4 separate regions of the Mus musculus genome follow, and regions 2, 3 and 4 are each linked to region 1. A link is a loop called in an ENCODE intact Hi-C map of the cell type or tissue named here. Cell type or tissue: left cerebral cortex. All regions are shown on one strand.

Region 1 (2,500 bases):
CAGCCTAAGGAGGGACCCGAAGCTTTTACTATCTTCAGCTGTAGATCTAAGTCAAGAATAAAGGCGTGGCTGGGTTTGGGCAGTGGCATGCAAAGTAGAAAGGAGAGGGCTAAGAGGGGGCAAGGGAAGGAAGAGAGATTGGCAAGTAGGAAATTCTGCTCTTGCCTGCTTGCAGTCTAAAGGGAATCAAGGTTGGGAAGCTGTCAGGGACTTGCCTGTAACCCCAGTACCGGGGAGGTGGGAACCTAGGAAGGTAAAGAGTTAAATGCCAGTCTGGGCTATCTATGCACTGAGATCCTGCCTCAAAGCTGAGTGTGTTGGGCCACGGCACCTGAAGAAGAGCTTGACCAGGTGGTCATCGAGAGGGGACTGAAGTGGAAGCTAGTCAGCTGAGACAGAAAGGGAAGGCCTGAGACAGCGGGCAGGTGGCTAGCTAGTGCTCGGCTTTGGAGCGCAGCTAGCATGGGAAGACTTAGCTTTCAACTGGAACAGAAAGCCTAATTCAGAAACGTGTCACCAAAAACTTTTCCTAGAAGCCCTCTGAGCCCACAGACTTGACCTGTCCTCTCCTAGCAAGAACTGGGCCCCACATCCATGCCTAAAGCAGAACAGGTAAGACGCAACCACGTGGGCCGCCAGGGATGAATCCCTGAGTCACACTGGAGAAGGAGAAACAGCAGAAAGACAGTGCGACATCTTAGGTTCAGCTCTTGGCCCCTGTTTCCGACCCAGCACTAGTTCCTGCTGGTGAGGTCTTTTGGAGATACCAGAAATCCCCGACAGCCCGAAACGTCACTTTAGAGCTTTCTCCTTGAGCTGGAGGTAATGGTATCGGCTCCTGCACACTTGAGGAGGTATTCTTTGCGGGGGAGGGGCAGTCAGCCCCATGGATCCAAGTCTGGGTGCCAGCCTGGAGGGTGAAGAAAACCCAGAGCAAAGGCCTTTTTGAGCTCGTGGAGATACTGCCCTCAACTGGCAGGCTGAGGAAGACCTTCAGGGCCAGCCTGGAGCCAGTTTGCAAAGGAGGCTGTTTTTAATCTTGGAGGACCTGGGAAGGGTATGGTGTCCCGTGTCGTCCCGTCCCCCCCCTTTTCTTTCTTTCTTTTTTTTTTAACTGAAGTGGTAAACCCTTTATGTGCCAATTGGGGAATGGTGTTACTCGGGCGGCAACAATAATTTCAAAAAGGCCTGGAGATGGGAAGGGAGGCGGATGGAGGTCTCCCCGGATGTGTCTCTGATGAAAGGTTTCCTAGGCGTAGCCTCACCCTGTGGCATCTGTGAGTCACCCAGCAGCAGGGCGCGCCCCGGGTTTAGGTCCCGTGCGTGGACACGTGCTGAGTGCTGGGTGGGACCTGGTTTTGCAGGATCCCTACTCAATCTGGGACTTGTCGGACGAAAATGTCCAGCTTCGTTCTGGACCAGAAATTTATAGTTGGCTTGAGAAGAAAGGGGAGCTTAAGGGAGGTCGCACAAGCACACTGCCTCACAGACGCTGCACTCCAAGGCCACTGGCACAGGGTTCCCCGCGCACAGGCTTCTTCCTTGAGGGACTGCGCTCCGGGTGAGTCACCGCAGGGTGTGGCCGGGTCCGCAGCTCCCGCGGTTCTGTAGCCTGCACTGCCTCCTGTCGCCTGAGGGCCCTTCCACCCCCAGGCGCAGGTTCCCCTCTCCCCAGCCTCCAGAAGCACTCCTTCAGCTTCAGAGATGAGTCCCCAGAGGATCGGGGAGCAGGTTATTCCCATTGTAGGTGCAGTCTGCTTCCGGGAGAAGGGAAGCTTTGAATTGGGGAGCTAATGAGCAGTAGGCGGCGGAGAGGATGGGAAACCCGCCCCTAACGGCGCCAAAGAGCTGGGCCCTGCTTGGTGGAATCACTGAAGTGAACCCAAAAGGATAATAGTAGCTTTAATTAAAGGCACATCAAGGAGACAGCAGCTGAACAGAGCTCCGGGCCAAGCTCAGCCGTTCCCAGACTGGAGAGAAGTGCCCAGTCTCCTCACTGCTGATGGCTGAAGATGGGCAAAGTTTTGTCAGATCCTGGCTAGCAGTCTGGTCCTTGGGTCCCTGGCAGCACTTATCCACGCCTGGGAAAGGAAGCAAGACATAGTACGGGGGCAATGCCCTAGGGACCCATAGCTGTGCAGGGTTAAATCTCATTAGAGTCTGCTCCCCCAAAAATCTCACATTGAACCAGAGACTGTGAGGAGTGTGCACCCCCCTCCTCTTCACCCTCCACCCCCAATACCACTAGACTTTTCTGTACAGCCCTCTGGGATAGGGCCATCCTTTTCTCCTCTTGGAACAAAAAGATAGTGTCCTTAGCCCTAGGGCATTGACTTGAAGTTGAAAGTATAACCTAAAAACAAAATTCTAGGCCTTTAGGCCCAGGCTTGGGAATATGACCTCTGTGCCTCATTGCTCCAAGGTATGCTAATCATAAAACAGATAGCGACATTCCTCCACCCACCCCCTTCCTAGGTTCAAAGAGTGTTCATTCAAAGAA
Region 2 (2,500 bases), 90 kb before region 1:
CACAGGTGCCACGAAGACACCCCCTCCCCATCCACACATGCATGCAAGAAATGTCTTTTTAAAAAATAAGGTGGAAGCCGGGCGTGGTGGCTCACACCTTTAATCCCAGCACTTGGGAGGCAGAGGCAGGCGGATTTCTGAGTTCGAGGCCATCCTGGTCTACAAAGTGAGTGCCAGGACAGCCAGGGCTACACGGAGAAACCCTGTCTCGAAAAACCAAAAAAAAAAAAAAAATAAGGTGGATGGCTACCTAAGAACAGCATGTGAAGAGTGGCTTCTGACTTACACACACACACACACACACACACACACACTCAGGCACATGTGTGCATTCATACACATACACATAAACACACAAAGTAAAACAACAAAGGTTGAAGCTGACCTTGGCAAGCAGTAATGGGACTGTGGTAAGGATACTCATAAGGCAACGACTATATTGGTGAAGTTTCATTTTTAAGAGCTGGATATGATTACAGGCATATTTGTTAAAATCTTCAAAAGCATTTAAAATTTAAAATACAGAAAAGCAAAGCATCAAGGATCAGGATTGCCTAGGTATACTAGCGTACATTTATAATCCAATATTTTAGATCAAAAGCAGCAAGGCTCATAAGTTTGAGGCCAGCTTGGGAATACAAAGCTAGACTCTGTCTCAAAGGGATCATAAAAGGCCTAGATTATATAGGATTGCTTTAAATACTTCTATGTTCAATTTTTATGATATCTGATTAATATGTATTATTTTCATAAAGCCAGTTCTTTTTTACTCAGTCATTCAGGCATTTTTTTCACAGTCTTCAAACAGAATATAGAGCAATTATTCTATTGCTGATATTTACTATGAAAGGTGAGTACAGTGATAGCAGCTACTAAAATTTATCAGCTAAGGGCCTGGAGAGACGGCTCAGTGGTTAACAGTGCATAGTGCTCTTCTAGGGGAACCAAGCTTGGTTCCCTGCACCGGTATCAGCGGGTTCACCATGTGCTAACTCCATAGGATCCTCCTAGGAATCCCATACCTTCTGGTGCATACACATACACGTACACTCACACACATACAAATAAAAATATAAATGAATTTTTTAAAATGTGTTTAAGAAAAGTATTAGGGCTTAAAATAAATATACTACAACTTTCAAATAGCTAAAATGTATAGCAATAAAGTACTATAGAAACAAAGTTATAGCAATTTTAGGTATCATATTATAAATCATTGGAAACCAGAGAACTAAGCATTCTTATCACAACCACAAAGCCTACCTTCATTTAACCCTCATGAAAATAATTAAGTTTTTTTAAATTTATATGTCATTATTAGATTCACCACAAGGAGGCTCCAAATAGCACTGCAAAAACCTTCAAAATGCTATCAAGAGAGCAAGAGAACACTTACATAGCAAATCAAGGCATAAAAGTAACCCACTCTCCTCTCCTGGACCTTGCGGTATCCTTCTCTAATGGTTTCTTCCCGTTAGCCTAGAATCTGTTAAAGGAAAAAACAAAGTTCTACATTGCTTCTTTGTCCCCTTCCTTCAGCCCACTTAAATTTGTCTCCTATTTCAACAATTTTGCCACAATGCCTTCAATATGGAGAACCTTCCAACAGACACATCCATCAAACGTCAATTTTCAGTCCTCACCTTATTGCCATTTGTAACTGTTTATCAACCCTTTCCTCAAACAGTCTACATTTTTAATTCTGTGAGATCACCAAAATAAAATTATTTTGGGTTTTAAAAAATAGATATGTATTAATTTATTTAATAATCAAAATGACTTGTCAGGCATTATGCTAGCAATGGAAAAATCAACAATAATAAGGGAAATGAAGGCGTTTACAGTATAGTGGGAAAGATAAAGTGATGATCATCAAAGAGAGATGAGAAATGCTGCAGAATTCAAAGCAGGTGTCAGCAGAAAGGAGGTGTGTAAGTGTAAGCAGCACAATGAGCAAGGACCTGCCTGGCACCTGCATCTTTCCTACGCTCTTAGAAATATGATGAACACTGCTGAATAATGTTTAGGGAAGTAGAGCCCAGATTCATCCCCACTCCCCAATACAGGACCCAGAAAGTCCTAGTTGGCTTACCTAAGGGCCATGCTGGCTGTAAGATGCACGCGCATATCTCCAAGATATACAGAAAGAATGTAAAACACTCCCCTGCTCTGTGTCCTCACTTAGCATTTTCTCAGTATCTTGAAATCTGACACTCACTTCTATCTCTATTAAGACAATAACAAAGTCCAAATTGCCAAATGGGTACTCATAGTACTCTCACTGAGACACTCTGTTCCTTAGTTTCAGGACACTGCTCTTTCCCAATGAGCTCCTCCACTGATCTGATTTTATTTTTCCATTCTGCTGTTTCTTGGGCTGTCTTGTTACTTCACACAACTATAGAGAACTGAATCCAAGCCTATTCATTTCATTCCCACATACCGTTATATATTCAATTGTGCCTTACAAGTTTGTAACCCTTCTTCAACTTAAGACCTA
Region 3 (2,500 bases), 53 kb before region 1:
AACTGGTCTAGGTTGTCACTTCACGTGTACAAAACATTTTAAGAACTAAGAATTTCTCTTTCATGCTTAGTAGATGAATAAAGTCATGTAAGAGATGAATAGTGTCACAAAGTCCAAGGGTTTACAAAATCGCCAAGGCACTCTGGGGTGATTTTACTAGTAATGTGGCACGTGATAGGTAGCTTGACTTAAAGGATGTTAGTGTGTGTGTGTGTGTGTGTTCAACTGGATTTTCTTGTAGCTTTGTTTGAGAAAAATGAGTATCTCATGTTGCCCAGGCTGGAATCAAACTCTATCCTCCTGCCCCCACCTCTCAGGTTCTGGGGTTCCCAGAGTGTAGCACTCAAGCCTGGCTACCATTGTGAAAATTATAACTTAGTAATCAGATCCTAGACCATTTAAATAATATGTGTATGTATATATATATGTATATATATGTGTGTATATATATGTGTGTGTGTATATACACACACACACACACACAGGATGTCACATTCCTTTAATCTAAGCACTCAGGCACTCAGACAAGGCCAGCCTGATCCATAAAGTGAGTCGCAGAAATTAAATATATATACTGAGACATTATATTTCTAGTTTACTTTAGGACGTGATTCCAAAAGAGGGGCACACACTCAGTCAATGGTGGAGTTACAACTATGTGCGGGTGTGCTGACTCAAGCCTGTAATCCTAGCACTCAGGGGAGTGGGCTGGGGGAGCAGAAGCAGGCAAGTTCCCATGAGTTCTGGGCAAGCCTGGGCTACAGGGGCCCTGACTTTTCAAAAAAAAAAAAAGGTAAAATAAAGTGGCACGCGAAAGAGTCAACAATGCTTTGCATAACTGTTTTACCTCAAAATCGCTGAAGTTGCCTACAACAAATTAAAACCTTGTGCAAAGTAAAGGCCTGTGGGGTCAGGGCCTCCCTCCTGTCCTGAGGCTTCTTGCTTTCCCGGTTCCTCAACAGTCGGATTCGGGATGAGTCGGGATTTGCCCCGCGCCTCTTCGGCTTCGGCGCGGCGTCACTCTCCGGCCGGCCGCGCAGCGGATCCGCACACCGTTCCGGCCCAAGGCGGAAAGGAGGGGCCTGGTGACTCATGCGGCCGGGGCTGCTGGCCAGCCAGCGAGGCCTCCCTGCAGTCCGCTTCCACCTCCCAGGCCGCCGCGCGTGCACACGGGACCGACCTTCCGGGCCGCGGCCGCGTCCGACCGCTCTCAGGAGCCCAGGCCTCCGGGCCGCAGCCCGCGCGCGTCCACGCTAGCCCCGCCCCCGCCCGCGAGCATGCGCACCAAGCCCATCTGCAAAGGCGCGCCCCCCGCCGCCGCAGCCGCACGCGCCGCCGCCTGGAGGCCGGGCAAGGCCGCGGCGGAGGCGAGGCCCAGCGCCCTGGGCGGCGCGCGGCCGCCGAAGTCCGTCCTCCCGGTGGGGCGACAAGCGGCGCAGGGGAGGGGACAGCCAGACAAGCAGGAAGCCGCGGCTTAAAAGGGCAGCTCGCGCCCAGCCCTTCCTCCCCGCGGTCCAGGCCTGCGAGCTCCGGTCTTTACAGCTCCCGCCGCACTCGCCTCAGCCCGCCGCCGCCGCCATGTACCGCCGTCTGGGCGAAGCGCTGCTGCTGTCCCGCGCCGGGCCCGCTGCCCTGGGCTCTGCGGCTGCAGACTCAGCCGCGCTGCTGGGCTGGGCCCGCGGACAGCCCTCCGCCGCCCCGCAACCCGGGCTCACGCCGGTCGCCCGGCGCCACTACAGCGAAGCGGCCGCCGACCGCGAAGACGACCCCAACTTCTTCAAGATGGTGGAGGGCTTCTTCGACCGCGGCGCCAGCATCGTAGAGGACAAGCTGGTGGAAGACCTGAAGACCCGGGAGAGCGAGGAGCAGAAGCGGAACCGGGTGCGCGGCATCCTGAGGATCATCAAGCCCTGCAACCATGTGTTGAGCCTCTCCTTCCCCATCCGGCGCGACGACGGCTCCTGGGAGGTCATCGAAGGCTACCGGGCCCAGCACAGCCAGCACCGCACGCCCTGCAAGGGAGGTGAGCGCCCTCCGGCCCCTTTCTGTCCTCCCTCCCCTCCAGACTCCCGTAGCCCGGGCCGCTACTCGGCCCAGCCCAGTTCTGCAGGCCGTGCCCCGCTTCGGGCTCCCCCGCCTCGGGTGTGGCAGCCTTAGAGGATACTGATTTTTTTTTTCCGCCCTAAAACTACCACGTAATATGCCAGCCTTTTTACTGGGCAAGTCTTCACCCCAAGCCTCTGCTTGTGTTGATGCTGACTTCACTGAGGACACTGTACAGCTTTTCTTTAGCCTCGGTGCCTGTCATGTCATAGACCGTGAACCCTTAACGCCAGCAGCCGACGATACAAGAACAGAGAAAAATTATCTTCTTTTTGGAGTTGGAATCTTGAAAGTTTGATTAACCAGCGCAGCTTACTAATCTTCTAAATTATTATAATTTTACACTGATGGCTTTTTGTGTTGTGCCTCTTTTCTCCCCTTGGAAAATGTAAAATAT
Region 4 (2,500 bases), 410 kb after region 1:
CCAAGTTCACCCCCACTGACACTCTTCCATCAATAATGTCACAACTAGCCAGGCGGTGGTGGCACACGCCTTTAGTCCCAGCACTTGGGAGGCAGAGGCATACATCCTAATCTTTTCTTAAAAAATAATTAATTTTTATTTCATACGCATAGGCAGTTTTGCATGCACTCCTGTCTGTGTGAGGGTATCAGATTGGGAGTTACAGATAGTTGTGAGCTGCCATGTAGGTGCTGGCAATTAAACCCTGGTCCTCTGAAAAAGCAGCCAGTGCTCTTAAACATCGAGCCATCTCTTTAGCCCTCAATGGGGGCCGTTTTCATTCAAACTCCCACAACATGTTTGCCCACGAGTGAAGATGCTCTGGCTGGAAAGGCTGTATACTCTGACAGGTGCTTACACTTCTCAGTTGTTCCCCTCCAGGATCCTTTTCCTACCTCTTTCAGTTTGCGTGCTGATATACATACATACATACATACATACATACATACATACATACATACAATTCACTTTCTCTTGCTGGTGTTGGGATGAGCCCAGGACCTTGCACGTGTTAAGTATTCTACCCTCCCCAGCCTTACAACATTTCTGATTTTTTTTTCATACGTGTGCGCAGTGAATTTTGGTCTTATTCATCCTCAGGACCCTCTCATGTCCCCTCTCGTCCCTGGTTCTCCTCCTCTTCCCAACCAGCTCCCCTTCTGCTTTCAGGACTTCCTCCTGTTTTTGTTTACTCAGTCAGTTTAATTTTGTTTACATGAACGTGGGCGGGGGCATGGGTACCTTACTAGTGGTTTCACTACATGTCTCCCTCCCTCCAGGAACCCTTAACTGCCTAGAACTCCTCAGAGAGGCCGAAGGCTTCATGAGCCCCGCCCACCGACCTGTGATGGGCAGTGACCAGACCCAATCTGGTGCAAGTTTTTATTCACCGGGGTTCTTTCCAGCTTCTGAGAGTGCACCAGCGCATTGACCCTGTCGTATTGACGAGACTGTGTCCCATGATAGTGATGGGTACCTTCGACTGCCATCTCTGGTACACTTCCTTAGTGTCTTTTGCCTTATGATCACAGAAAGGAAGTTTGATCAACTTTTGGTTTGATTTTGTGACAGGGTACCGAACTTAGCCTCCTGAGTGTTAGGGTTGTGTACCCCAACACTTCTGCTCTTACAAAATGTTTCTTGTTTCATGCTACTCCTACCATATGATTTATGTCTGCTTATTTTGGAATACTTTTTCATTCAAAATATTATTTTCATTGTGAAGATATGATCACGATATTCAAGGTAAGAAAGAGTAAACAAGGAAAAAAGCCTTTATTTCTCTCCTGCGATTGAGGCTTCAGGGTTATGTCACCTTGCCTGTCCCACACACGTATTCAAGAGCTCGTGTCAAAAGCTAGTTCCAGCTCGGACCTTAAGTTGGAGGCAGGAGGCGCGGCCTCCAGCAGCGCGCCCACAGCGCCCTCTTGAGGCTCTGGAAGGTATCATAGAACAGAAGGATGCAGGAGGGGACCGAGGTTCTAAGGAAGGGATATTGGGGAAGGGGCGTTGGAGCAGGCGAGCTGCAGATCTCTTGAGGCTCCGAGGTCACCCGAATGCTGTGTCCACAGGACTCCGGGTCCTGGGCGTCGTCAACAGCGGCTGGGTTGACGGGACCCACGCGGATCCAGCTCACATGGCGCAAGACTCTCAACGCCTCCTCCCTCCCCTCTGCGTTCGCGCGACGAGTTCCGCATCTTTATCACCGCTCCCCCTGGGCTATGTGTGGCGGCCTAGACCTCCGGGTGTCCCCAGATGGAGCAGGTGCTTGGATGCCGCGCCGGGTTGGGGCAGGATGTTCGGATGAGCCCTATGACTTTGGCGGCCTCAGTTTCCCCAGGATGACTGCCCTCGTGCGTGGTCAGCCAAGAGGAGCGGGTCAGAGTATCCACCACGCACCGTGAGCGCCCAGAGGAGTGCATCCGCCCAAGTCCCACCTCCTAAGACTCCAGACTGTCCCTACCTCTCAGCACGTCTCCGCTCTGATCTTGATTTTCCTGGAGGTCGACCCAGGTTAAACCCCACAAGCCTTGTAGCCCCGAGCCTGTCGGGTGCGGGCTTGGCCGAGGCTTTCTCGACTGTAGCGGGCACTGTGCTGGGAGGACATGCGCAGTCGGCCAGCCAGAAGCCGGAGGCAGCCTTCTCCTGGGTGACTGGCCCCTGGGTCATCTCGCTTCAGCCTGCTTTGGTTCTAGGAGTTGGAAATGCTTAGCTTGAAGTCAATGTCCCCAGTGTAAGTGTCTGCGAGACGGCTCGCCGGGTGTAGGCGCTTGCCACCAAGCCTGACCACCTGAGTTTTCTGTGGAAGGAGAGAAGCAACACGGAAGTTATGCTCTGATCTTCACATGCGCTGTGGTGCGCACGCGCACACATCCCCCTCGTCCTGTATTTTTTTTTTTTAATTTTAAAATAAATTTAAATCTCCAATATACCGAAAACCACATGTATAAAACGTACCGAA

The links. Peaks named below come from ENCODE experiments on the same cell type or tissue, not always from the same donor. Only the 100,000 strongest peaks of a DNase experiment are listed, where the experiment ranks them.
Region 2: it touches region 1 in a loop (12-fold over the local background); 18 of 42 quality-filtered maps call a loop at or near these places.
Region 3: a loop joins it to region 1, with 8 times the contacts of the local background. A loop is called at or near these places in 10 of 42 quality-filtered maps.
Region 4: it touches region 1 in a loop (2.5-fold over the local background); 2 of 42 quality-filtered maps call a loop at or near these places.

Annotation. Positions count from the first base shown.
Region 1 is chr14:34,362,314-34,364,813 of GRCm38, forward strand. No RefSeq gene overlaps it. Among named protein-coding and RNA genes, the nearest start is that of Gm41131, 1.6 kb to the right of the region's middle. In left cerebral cortex, CTCF peaks have their summits at 972 (motif pointing left) and 1,645; DNase peaks (open chromatin) are centred at 938 and 1,632; H3K4me3 peaks cover 1,216 bases; H3K27ac peaks cover 998 bases.
Region 2 is chr14:34,272,091-34,274,590 of GRCm38, forward strand. All of the region lies in intron 2 of Shld2 (shieldin complex subunit 2), which reads right to left. Among named protein-coding and RNA genes, the nearest start is that of Shld2, 37 kb to the right of the region's middle. In left cerebral cortex, a CTCF peak has its summit at 1,317 (motif pointing right); no DNase peak of the experiment used is centred here.
Region 3 is chr14:34,309,320-34,311,819 of GRCm38, forward strand. It overlaps Shld2 (shieldin complex subunit 2), which reads right to left and starts at 1,198. Exons shown (of 10, transcript NM_001360074.1): 1 at 848-1,198. Glud1 (glutamate dehydrogenase 1) reads left to right here and starts at 1,408. Exons shown (of 13, transcript NM_008133.4): 1 at 1,408-2,023. The coding sequence starts at 1,579. In left cerebral cortex, a CTCF peak has its summit at 1,382 (motif pointing left); DNase peaks (open chromatin) are centred at 1,330 and 2,152; H3K4me3 peaks cover 2,040 bases; H3K27ac peaks cover 1,711 bases.
Region 4 is chr14:34,767,678-34,770,177 of GRCm38, forward strand. A930038B10Rik (a long non-coding RNA gene) reads left to right here. Exons shown (of 5, transcript XR_001781218.2): 4 at 819-1,033; 5 at 1,611-2,424. Among named protein-coding and RNA genes, the nearest start is that of Gm52101, 3.9 kb to the left of the region's middle. In left cerebral cortex, a CTCF peak has its summit at 1,468 (motif pointing left); DNase peaks (open chromatin) are centred at 888, 1,473 and 2,170; H3K4me3 peaks cover 1,739 bases; H3K27ac peaks cover 230 bases.